Regions from separate parts of the Mus musculus genome. Here region 1 is linked to region 2. The links are chromatin contacts, found by Hi-C or POLR2A ChIA-PET in ENCODE. All regions are on one chromosome and are shown on one strand. Each heading gives the region's core, a stretch centred on a gene start or an enhancer-like site at or near the end of the contact. The rest is flanking DNA. Distances are from core to core; before and after follow the strand shown.

What was found. A loop is a pair of places that touch in the nucleus more often than their neighbours do. ChIA-PET counts read pairs that join two places held with the same protein, here RNA polymerase II (POLR2A).
Region 1: a map of heart shows a loop between it and region 2 (3-fold over the local background). The contact joins the promoter of Urod here to the promoter of Toe1 in region 2. A Hi-C loop is called at or near these places in 1 of 37 maps with a recorded cell type or tissue (heart). POLR2A ChIA-PET finds 5 or more read pairs at or near these places in 4 of 5 experiments (Patski and embryonic stem cell).

The regions. Positions count from the first base shown.
Region 1 is chr4:116,990,833-116,996,365 of GRCm38, reverse strand. It overlaps Urod (uroporphyrinogen decarboxylase), which reads left to right and starts at 1,953. Exons shown (of 10, transcript NM_009478.4): 1 at 1,953-2,035; 2 at 2,669-2,781; 3 at 2,899-2,978; 4 at 3,056-3,118; 5 at 3,343-3,540; 6 at 3,641-3,802; 7 at 4,608-4,745; 8 at 4,873-4,973; 9 at 5,068-5,134. The coding sequence starts at 2,016. Hectd3 (HECT domain E3 ubiquitin protein ligase 3) reads right to left here and starts at 1,032. Exons shown (of 21, transcript NM_175244.4): 1 at 595-1,032; 2 at 259-419; 3 at 1-5. The coding sequence starts at 963.
Region 2 is chr4:116,804,919-116,810,443 of GRCm38, reverse strand. Toe1 (target of EGR1, member 1 (nuclear)) reads left to right here and starts at 2,885. Exons shown (of 8, transcript NM_026654.2): 1 at 2,885-2,976; 2 at 3,685-3,827; 3 at 3,918-3,958; 4 at 4,089-4,185; 5 at 4,301-4,459; 6 at 4,699-4,958; 7 at 5,150-5,312; 8 at 5,389-5,525. The coding sequence starts at 2,925. Mutyh (mutY DNA glycosylase) reads right to left here and starts at 2,710. Exons shown (of 16, transcript NM_133250.2): 1 at 2,673-2,710.

The DNA.
Region 1 (5,533 bases), core at 704-3,203, 190 kb before region 2:
CCCATCTGTAGGCACAGAGTGGAGTAAATGAGGAGGGAGGTACGGGGAAACAGGACACCACCTTCAGGATCTGGAGCCTTGGAGTTCTAGCTCCAAGCCTAGAAGCCTCATCCCCCTTCAGGTCTCATCTCTGCCAGTTCTTACCCCACCTCCACCCAAATCTCTCTCTCTCACACAACCCAAGGTTTAGATTTTGGTTGTGTTTCGAAACCCTCCGCATCCGCCAGACACCAAATAGCGTCCTTTGAGTTGCAGGACCTGAGCACCGGCCGGTAGTCCACGCCAAATAGCTGCTGCTGCCGCTGCAGGTGGTCGGGAGTGTCAATAGGTACAAGGCGGGCTCCGCCCTCTGCTGGTCGACACACTAGAAGCCAGCCTTCGTCCAGACTACAGTCACTCAGGTGTTCGGCCAGCTGCTCCTGCAGGGACGAGTCAGATGGGGACAGAAATCAACTCAATTGCTCGCCCAGCCCAGCCCGGGGCAAAGAGCACGGAAAGCAATGCCAGCTCATTATGGGATAAGGGGGCGGAACAACCAGGGCTCTGGCTAGATCCAGGGGGTCTTTTGTGGGGTCCCTGCCATCCGGGGCGCACCTTGGTCAACTTCACCCAGAGCCCGTGGCCGTTGCACAGCTCCTCGCCAGTGGTGCGCACACAGGCGCCGCGCCGGAGCTCGATACTGTCACGGGCGGCGCGCAGGGGTCCAGAGCCTGTGCCCGGGGCAGCGCCCACGGCTCCCACACGCAGCCCCAGGCCCTCTGCTTCCCACACGGGCAGCAGCACGCGCGAGGGTCCCGCCGGGTCCTTGTACAGCTTGTAGAGCACTTCCCGCGGCACGAAAGCTAGCGCCGCAGGCAGTGGCAGCCCGGCCCGGAGGCTCCGCGCCGCCTCCGCCAGGAAGCGCACGCGACCCAGGAGCTGCCGCGGGGACTCAAGCGCCGCGCCGGGGCCAGGGCCGGCCATAGCGAAGCCGCTGAAGTGAGACTCGTCCAGGGAAACCCTGGCCGGCCGCAGCCAGGGGACAGCAAGCAGAGCTTCCCACCACACCCGGCCCCACCTCCCACCCTACCTTACCGTATGTTTTAGATTAAATGCACAACCTATTACCACCATAGTGTCAGGTGTTCCTATTTTGTAACCCGCCACCGAGTGCTACTATCCTTGTTCAGTCTTTATTCGACCCACTCTGATGATTTGGAGTCCTGTCTTTGTCTCCCCGTCCCCAACGAATATTACATTTGAAGAAATCTTTTTGTTGTTATTGTGTTGTTTTGTTTCTCTGTGTAGTCCTGGCTGTCCTGGAACTCACTACAGTCTGTAGATCAGGTTAGCCTCAAACTCAAAGATCCTCGCACCTCTACCATCCGACTGCTGGGATTGAAAGCGTGAGCCACCACACCAGGCTTGAGAAATCTTATAAAAATTGTTCAACTATCCTAGGGGGCGTGTGACTAAAATGTTTGGTAGAATGACCCCTTTTCCAGTCACTGATAGGAATGTACAATCGTTCTGGATAGATGCTATTTGTTGTTTCTAATTCCAGGAGACTAATAATCGTTGCCCACTTAAATGCGATTTTGGCTTCCTAGACGATTGCTAGAGCAGTTCCTGTCCTGCTCAGCACTCTTACCACTTCTACAAATTGGTTAGTAGTGTAAATGTAGAGCCTAAAATCTTCGGTTTCTATACAGCTAGACGACATTGTGAGACTCATGGACTGGAGTGAGAGCGAGGCTTGTACTAAGTCTTCTATACCACAGATGAGAAAAGTTTTAACATGTATTGGGAAGTCATTTCTTTGGGGCATTTGCTACTGCGTCGCAACAGTGGACTTTACGGTAAAAAATTGTTTGGGTCCTACGGGCAGCAGGGAGGGCAGCCCCACAGCTGTCACTGGATCGGTCACGTGGTTCTCAATATGGCGCCGCCCAGGGTTCTCTTCAGGAAGGGGCGGGGACTGGGGTGTCGGGGCGGAGCCTCAGATTAAAGCGGAGACCGCTCAGTTACTGTTTACCATGGAGGCGAACGGGTTCGGGTGAGTTTTCTGCTGCACGCGCTTGTGGCTACGTTACTTTCTGATCCGAGTCTTCCAATTCAGGGATATGTCCTTAAACTCTTATTTTTATTGGAGCTCTCCAAGTCTGAACCCAAGTCGCTGAGATTCCAAATCTTGCAGTCATGGAACAGAACCTTTCCCGCTCCCTGCCCCCCCCTCTTCCCGCAGTCTCCATTCCAGGGACTACCGTGCGGGACTGCGTCCCGAGACTTTCTTTCGAGGTGACTCAGAACTTCTAACTAGCACCTGGGACCATCAGCTTTGATCCTTTCTCGTTTTGGGGATCCCAGCTTCTCATGCTTGCCGCTCGGTTCCCCAAATTAACTCCTTTCCCCTAATCCCCTTACTGGATCTTCATTCCACTTCTCTAGTCCCTCCAGTTTCTTTGAGTTTGGGAAAGTGGACAAATGTGTAGGAAAGAGGCCCTAGTGGGGCCCTCCTCCTGGGAGCTTGTGCGCCACTTGATAGAGGGGAGGCGGTGGGCGGGGAGCCATGGTTTGCAAGCTGGTCTGGAGTAGGCAGATAACGGCCTGACTGGACCGGTGCCCTCCCCGAATCCCAGTCTAGCATAATGACATTTACTCCTACCTGTACCTTTCACCTGATCTCCAGACTCCAGAATTTCCCGGAGCTGAAGAATGACACGTTCCTGAGAGCAGCCTGGGGAGAGGAAACAGACTATACTCCCGTTTGGTGCATGAGACAGGCAGGCCGCTACTTACCAGGTCAGGGGCAAAGCTGTGGTCTAGATAAAACCTGAAATTCTAGATGGTGAAGATAGGAGAAGATAGTAACTTTGGAAGACCTTGTGGCTGAGTCCTGTCCTCCATCTCCCCTTGTAGAGTTTAGGGAAACCAGGGCTGCCCAGGACTTCTTCAGCACCTGCCGATCTCCCGAGGCTTGCTGTGAACTGACTCTACAGGTGAGGGCCCCACGAACCAGGGTGGGGTTCATGCCCCCAGTGTGTCTCCTTACTAACCTACTTGCTATTCCCTGCAGCCACTACGAAGGTTTCCTCTGGATGCTGCCATAATTTTCTCTGACATCCTTGTTGTACCCCAGGTACTCAATCCTGATCCTGGATTGTGGACTTTAAAAAAAGAGGGGAGAGGGAGGAAGGCACTCATTGGAAATCCTCTGTCTTGTCAGGTTTAAATACATAACGGGGAAGCGGCAAACGCTAGGGATGGAGTTTGCAGGAGGTTTTAGTCTTTTCTTTGTTGCATACGTTGAACAGAAACCTCTGAGTTCCAGGCTGTGTACCCATATATTTTATCCCCCTTAAGGCATTGGGCATGGAGGTGACCATGGTACCTGGCAAAGGACCCAGCTTTCCAGAGCCATTAAGAGAAGAGCGGGACTTAGAGCGTCTACGGGATCCAGCAGCAGCGGCTTCAGAGTTAGGCTATGTGTTCCAAGCCATCACCCTTACTCGACAACGGCTGGCCGGACGTGTGCCACTAATTGGCTTTGCTGGTGCTCCGGTAATGCGGCCAGGGGTGTGGATGGGAGCATGGAGAGGTCAGGCTCCTAGGTCTGGAATAGACAAGGGATCCTGTGTCTGCCGTCCTCATCTTTTTGTAGTGGACCCTAATGACATACATGGTTGAAGGCGGCAGTTCAAGCACCATGGCTCAGGCCAAACGATGGCTCTACCAAAGGCCACAGGCCAGTCACAAGCTGCTTGGCATACTCACTGATGTTCTGGTCCCATACCTAATAGGACAAGTGGCTGCTGGTGCTCAGGTGAGTCTTTAGGGACAAATAGGTAAATGGTTTCCCAAACTGGAGAAAGCAGGGATGTTACTTTTCCTCCAATGATCTGGTTAGAGTATCTAAGTGGTTTTCAACCTTCCTAATACTGTGACCCTTTAATACAGTTCCTCATGGTGTGGTGACCCCCAACTATAAAATGATTTTGTTGCTAATTCATAGCTGTACTTTTCCTACTGTTGTAAATTGTAATGTAAATATCTGGTATACAGGAGATCTGATATGCGACCCCTGAGAGAGGGTCATTCCACCCAGAAGGGGTTGTGACCCACAGGTTGAGAACCATGTAGATTCTTAGCCCTTCCTGAGACTGTCAGCAGGGCTTTAAGGTCTGAGGGTCTGGAGAAGGTAAAACTTTATTGTTATTATTATTTTTGATTCACCTGTTTCTGCCTCCCCAGTGCTCGGGTTAAAATCATGTGCACCACTGCCTGCCCCTCTCTCTTTCTTTCTCTCTCTTTTCTTTTTTCTCTTTTCTCTTTTCTTTTCTTTTTTCTTTTCTTTCTGTGTATCCTTGGTTGTCCTGAAACTCAATCTGTAGACTAGGCTGGCCTCAAACTCACAAACTCACAGGTCCCCCTACCTCTGCTTCCCAAGTGCTGGGATTAAAGGTGTGCACAACCGCTGCTGGTTTCTATTTTTTCTTTTAAGGCAAAACTTGTTGTGCCTCAGGGAATGTGTCAGGGTTTAAAGTCACCTGAGGAGAATTAAGATATCATGTGTCTATGGAGCCTGAGGTACTTCCTCTTTGTGTGTTTTTCTTGTCACCTGTTTATAGGCATTGCAGCTCTTTGAGTCCCACGCAGGACATCTTGGCACCGAGCTCTTCAGCAAGTTTGCACTGCCCTACATTCGTGATGTGGCCAAGCGAGTGAAGGCTGGGTTGCAGAAGGCAGGCCTGGCACCAGTGCCCATGGTGAGGACTGGGACAGGTGGAGTGAAGGTTGCAGCACTCAGCCTGCATAAACTGAAATCACCACTGGAGGGCAGCAAAAGTGCACCCGAGAAAGGCTTAGCATCAGCGATCTGCTCTTTCTCTCCAGATCATCTTTGCTAAGGATGGACATTTTGCCCTGGAAGAGCTGGCCCAGGCTGGCTATGAGGTAGTTGGACTTGACTGGACAGTGGCTCCAAAGAAAGCCCGGTGAGTGACAGAGGAGTGGGCAGGAGAGGCTGAGGTGGAGGAGGTAAAATCCCCAAATAATGCAGCGAGACTGTGGCAATGGCTCTGCTTCCAGGGAACGTGTCGGGAAGGCAGTGACCCTGCAGGGGAACCTGGATCCCTGTGCCTTGTATGCATCTGAGGTAATAATTGGGTCCAACATAAGTGTACAAAGTTTTCTCTGTGTACTGTGCAATAGTTGGGAATCACATGTGTATGGTTTATTGTACCTGTCTCTCCTTTCCTCAGTTCTGTACACACAATGTAAACTCTAAGAAAGCAGGACATTTTTACAATTTAAATTTTATTTTTGTGGCTGTCCATTTGTCTGTCCCACCCACGGACACTCCTTGAAGCTAAGGACCCAACCCAGAACCTTGTGCTTGCTTGCTGGGCAGGCTTTCTACCACTGAGTTAAGTTCCTAACCCTGCCTCCCTGTTTTGAGACAGAGTCTCATGTAGCCCAGGTTAGCCTCAACCTCACTGTATTGCTGAGGTTGGCCAGGAACTTGAGGTTCCTGCCTCTCTCCCCTAAAGTGCTA
Region 2 (5,525 bases), core at 1,636-4,135:
GGGCTACAAAGTGAGAGACCCTGTCTTAAACGAACAAATGAGACAGTGGAGGAGCCCTGAAGAGACTGGCAGCAGGTCTGTGGCATTGCAAGCAATCTAGTGTGTTGTAATGCATGGGAGAGGGGATGGAAGGTAGGACTCAGGTGAGAGGAGGTGGACAGGTTGGGTAGTCACAAAGTAGCTTGGGGAGGGGGAGGACTTTCAGGTCACACTACTGGCTCTTAGACAAACTCGTCTTGGTATCACTGTGAAGATCTATGGATCAGTGCCCTAGGTTCTTGTTTGGTGGGGAGCCATTGGGTGAGCTACTTGGTGAGCCAGACCAGTGCAAGAGTGAGGTCAAGGAGCGTGCAAACCCTGGCAGGAGTGGGGCTCCTTTCCTCCTTGTTCTGGGCCTGCATATCCCAGAGCATGAAGCCTTATGACCCCTACCCCCACCACCCTTGAGGGTAGCCTGGTGCCCGAATTACAAGCTAAACTTCTCTTCCTCTAAGGAAACATCAGGCAAGCACCCAGAATTGCTCTTCGTGCATTCCCAGCATCTCAGCACCCGCCAATGATGCACACCCAGCCTGAAAAGCCCTACTCAGTCCCCAAGGTTTATATAGCTCTTGTTACCCCCAATAGAGGAGAGCAGTTTCACTGAAGCCTGTCTCCAGGAGAGGGCTGTTTCTTCCACACGCACAGGCTGAGATCCTGCTAACCCACCAGCCCGGCTAAGCTTCATTCCTTCCAGTCCAACCCAGTATGCAAGGTGCTTTGATATCCAGAGGCCAGAGTCTCATCCTTTCACTATGCTCCAACTGCCTAACTTAATCTTATTTTACTTTATTTTGCCACAGGCTCTCACTATGCAGCCTTGGCTGGCCTGGAACTCTGCCTCCCTAGTGCTAAGGTTCATGGCTTTTGTCACCACCATACCTGGCATTCTCCATTGTAGCTTTTATAGCAAGTGTAATGTCAAATTTACTTTTGATTCTTTTGGTCAATGTCTTCTTATTCTACTTTAAATGAAACAGCATTTTGGAAGCTAAGCTGGATGACTATGAACTCTGGTTTCATCTCAAACAAATAAACCAACCAACCACAAGCCTGGGAGTTGAGAAGATAGTTCAGTGGTTAGTGATAATTAGTTGGATTTCCAGCACCTCATAATCATCTGAAACTCCAGTTTCAGGTGATCCAACACCTTCTTCTAGCCTCATGGGCACCAGGGACCCTCCCTGTGCACATACATATATTCAAGAAAATACTCATATATATCAAATAAACACGGACACAGGGACCCTGTGCACATATACAGGAAAGCAGTCATATATATTAAACAAACAAAGTAAAAGTTAAAAAAAATCCCACAACTTTTGAGTGGAGATGTTGGTCAGTTAGTGACTGTCTAGGGAACATGAAGTCCTGGGTTCAATCCCGGATCCCACGTGGCTGCACAGTGGGGGCTCATGAGTTTTGATCATAGCATCCATATTGGACTGCTCATAAACCAGCTGTGATATCAGCCCTAGGCTACGGCCAGGGGGATTAGAGGGCTGTGAGATCTGTGTTGGAGGGTGGGATCCGACTGCACTCACACACACGGACCCACGCAGAAATCATACACGGAATTAAAAATAGTAACAAACCTTTTTTGTTTTTGTTTTTTGGAGACGGGTTTCTCTGTGTAGTTCTGGCTGTCCTGGAACTCACTTTGTAGACCAGGCTGGCCTCGAACTCAGAAACCCACCTAATCCGCCTGCCTCTGCCTCCCAAAGTGCTGGGGCTAAAGGCGTGCGCCACCATCGCCCACTACAAATCTTTTTTAAAAAGTCAAACTAGCCGGGCGTGGTGGCGCACGCCTTTAATCCCAGCACTCAGGAGGCAGAGGCAGGTGGATTTCTGAGTTTGAGGCCAGCCTGGTCTACAAAGTGAGTTCCAGGACAGCCAGGACTATACAGAGAAACCCTGTCTCGAAAAACCAAAAAAAAAAAAAAAAAAAAAAGTCAAACTAGAGTGGTTGTGCACACCTATAACCCAGCACTCCAGGTGTGGAGATTGCTTTTTGTTTTGTTTTATAGAGACGAGAGTTTCTCTGTGCAGCCCTGGAGCTCACTCAGTACACCAGGCTGGCCTTGAACTCAGAGATCCGCCTGCCTCTGCCTCCTGAAGGATGAGATTATTGTCAGGCACCATCCCACCCAGCCTGAATTTTTAAAGATAAGTTTGAAGCCTTTTATCTTTTAAGATAAGGAGAAATCTAGGTCGGTGGAGCTAGAGAACACTTCCTAGGATGGGACTGAATTCCGACATTGTTACCACCTACAGGTCAAATTAAGACCTACCAAAACCTTAACTCAAGTGCACATTAATACTTGGGTGAATTATCTTTAAAACGTTCCTGGTCATTTTACCACTTATCTACCTGTGTCCTGTAGAACGCTTCCCTCTCACTTCCTTATCTTTCTGGACTTGTGTCCATGCTCAGGACCCCTTTACTCGGCCGTGCACCCCTCTCTCCCGAACTCCTAGGCTTGCTTTAGCTCAGCGCAGGAGGCATTCTTTCCCCAACCCAGCGCCGAGAAGCCTGCGCTGCCCATGCCAACCCTGAGTTTGTGTAAGTGAAACGATCGGCTGTAATTTTAAGATTCCACGTTCCCGCCACCACAAATGAAAGCACAGATTACCTCCTGCGCAGTCTCCGACCGGCCGCTCCCAAGAAACCCCGAAGGGGGCGTGGCTTCGGTCAGTAGGACCGTCCAGCCAATAGACACTCAGCGCGCGCAAGGCCCACGCTCCGCACCCCGCCCGACCACTCGGAACGGAAGTTGACCCTACGGGACCCAGACGCCGAGACCCCGCCCCATCCTAGATCCGTGTCGCTTCTGGAGACGAAGCGGAAGTCTCTGCGTACCTCCAGAAGGCTGGCGAGGGGCGTCATGGCCGCGGACAGTGACGATGATGTGCCTCCAGTTCCAACGCCCTCTGACGGTGAGCGGCTCCCCAGGGATGGCCACAGAAGCCTAAGGGGTCCTGGGGAGGGAAAAGCCTCGGCCCGGTAGCTCGGAGACAGGCCTGTAGTTCTTCTTGCCTCAGCTATCTTAGACTACAACTCCCAGTGTGCAGCGCGTGCAACTGCAAAACCCGAACTGTTGTAGAGTGGAGCAGTGAGGTGGGATGGGTGGTGTGTTTTGGACGGAGCCGGTGGTTGTCAGTCGGTAATACCAGAGTGCGTAGTCGTCCACAGTAAGTGGAGCTTGGGTTTAACTTTGGAGCACTCCGGTAGCTGTTGAGGCATCATGTATATGTGGCTTTATGGGATCGGTTTGTGTTTGAGATAGGAGCATGCTCTGTAGGCTAGCCTTGAACTCGTGGTCCTTCAGCCTAATGCTCCCTAGTCCTGGGATTACAGGCTGGAGGATAAAGAATCCTCAAAGGTTATCTAGTCCACTTTTCTCCTGATCATGATGCAAAAAAGAAATGATTTCCCAGTCCCACATAAAGGCACTAAAAGACACAGATGCCCTTTTTCCAAATTTAGGGCACTGCCCATTTCAGAGCTTGTGTTTAGAGCTGGTAGATGTAAAATCTTTAAGTGAAAGCTTGTCAGTGGGCACCCCTTTGCCCACATCTAGCTTGGTGTTTGCTCCACAGGGACCTTGTGAAACCATCTAAATCCATCAACGCCCTTATCCCCAGGTGGTGTCAACAAAAACACACAACCTGCAGAGGAGTTTGTGGTTCGGGTTCCTGTGGTAGACGTGCAGAGTGACAACTTCAAGGAGATATGGCCATCACTCTTGCTAGCCTTAAAGACAGCTAGCTTTGTGGCTGTGGACACGGTGAGGAGTGGGAGGAAGGGAGGGCAGGTGGCTGTGAAGTGTTTGGTGATGGGTGTGGAAAATAACCACACTTCCTTTACCCACCCATAGGAGCTGAGTGGGCTCGGGGATAGGAAGAGTTTGCTGAACCAGTAAGTATAAGCCTTGCCTGTGATCCCAGCTCTAACAAATATGTAGGTCTCAACCCAGAAGCTAGGGACTGCCAGCCCTGGTAGTTTGGGTTCTTTGTGAAACTAACTCATGCCCAAACCCAACTCTAAGGTGCATTGAGGAACGTTACAAGGCCGTGTGTCATGCTGCCAGGACCCGTTCTGTCCTGTCCCTGGGCCTCGCCTGCTTCAGGCAGCAACCAGATAAGGTAGGAATTACCTTCATCCCAGGTCTGAGGGAGGCATGGGGCCTGAGAGTTGAGATCTTAATGGTGGAAATTTTTCCTCCCAGTTTTTGGTAAAGTAGATCCTCATGTTTTTCAGGGTGAAAATTCTTACTTGGCTCAAGTGTTCAATCTCACCCTGCTATGCATAGAGGAGTACGTTATAGAACCGAAGTCTGTGCAGTTCCTGGTACAGCATGGCTTCAACTTCAACCGGCAGTACGCCCAGGGTATCCCCTACCATAAGGGCAATGACAAGGTAGCTCTCCAGCTTCCTCTGGCCTTGAGTTCGAGTCCCGTGTGGTTTATTTCTTGCTTGCATAGGCCTGGGGGGTGGGGGGTGGGGGACATGTGTGTGACAAGGCTCGAGAAACAAGACCTTTGTGGAAGGGGCAGGGCGGGGTTAGATAATGAGGCGGTGCTTCCCCAGTGGGAAACCTGGTTAAGTGTGCTGACTGGGTGCTGACTGGGCATCGTTGTCCTTCCCCTTCCACCTAGGGAGATGAGAGCCAGAGCCAGTCGGTACGGACGCTGTTCCTTGAACTGATTCGGGCCCGACGGCCCCTGGTGCTACATAATGGCCTTATAGACTTGGTGTTCCTGTACCAGAATTTCTACGCGCACCTGCCTGAGAACTTGGGGACCTTCACTGCTGACCTGTGTGAGATGTTCCCAGCAGGCATCTATGACACCAAATATGCCGCCGAGTTCCATGCCCGATTTGTAGCTTCCTACTTAGAATACGCTTTCCGGAAATGGTGAGAACATGGTTGATGGGAAGGGGTGGGGCCTGGCATGAGCCTGTTTCATTCACTTATTTATCTAGTACCTACCATATGCCAGGCACTGTTTTTAGGTGCTGAAGATTCAGCAGTGAACAAAACACAACCCCCCCTGTTCTGGTGGAACTTATATGCTAGTGAAGCAATACCTTCTTGCGCTGTTGCAGTGAGCGGGAGAATGGGAAGCAGCGGGCAGCTGGCAGCCCACATCTTGCCCTGGAATTCTGCAGCTATCCATCTAGCATGAGCGGGCACATTGACTACCGCTGCTGTATGTCCCCTGGGACCTGCCGTCGTTCTCGTACCACTGGCATCTGTGACAAGTTCTCGGTGAGTAAATGTCCATTTCTTGGGGAGGGAAGGCTCTGATGTATGGAGCCCCTTCTTACACTTTTCCAACCTCCAGGCCTATGGCTGGTGTCCTCTGGGACCACAGTGTCCTCAGTCACACGATATTGACCTTATAATTGACACTGATGAGGCTGTGGCAGAAGATAAGCGGCGGAGACGGCGACGTAAGGACAAACGGAAGAGGTCTTTACA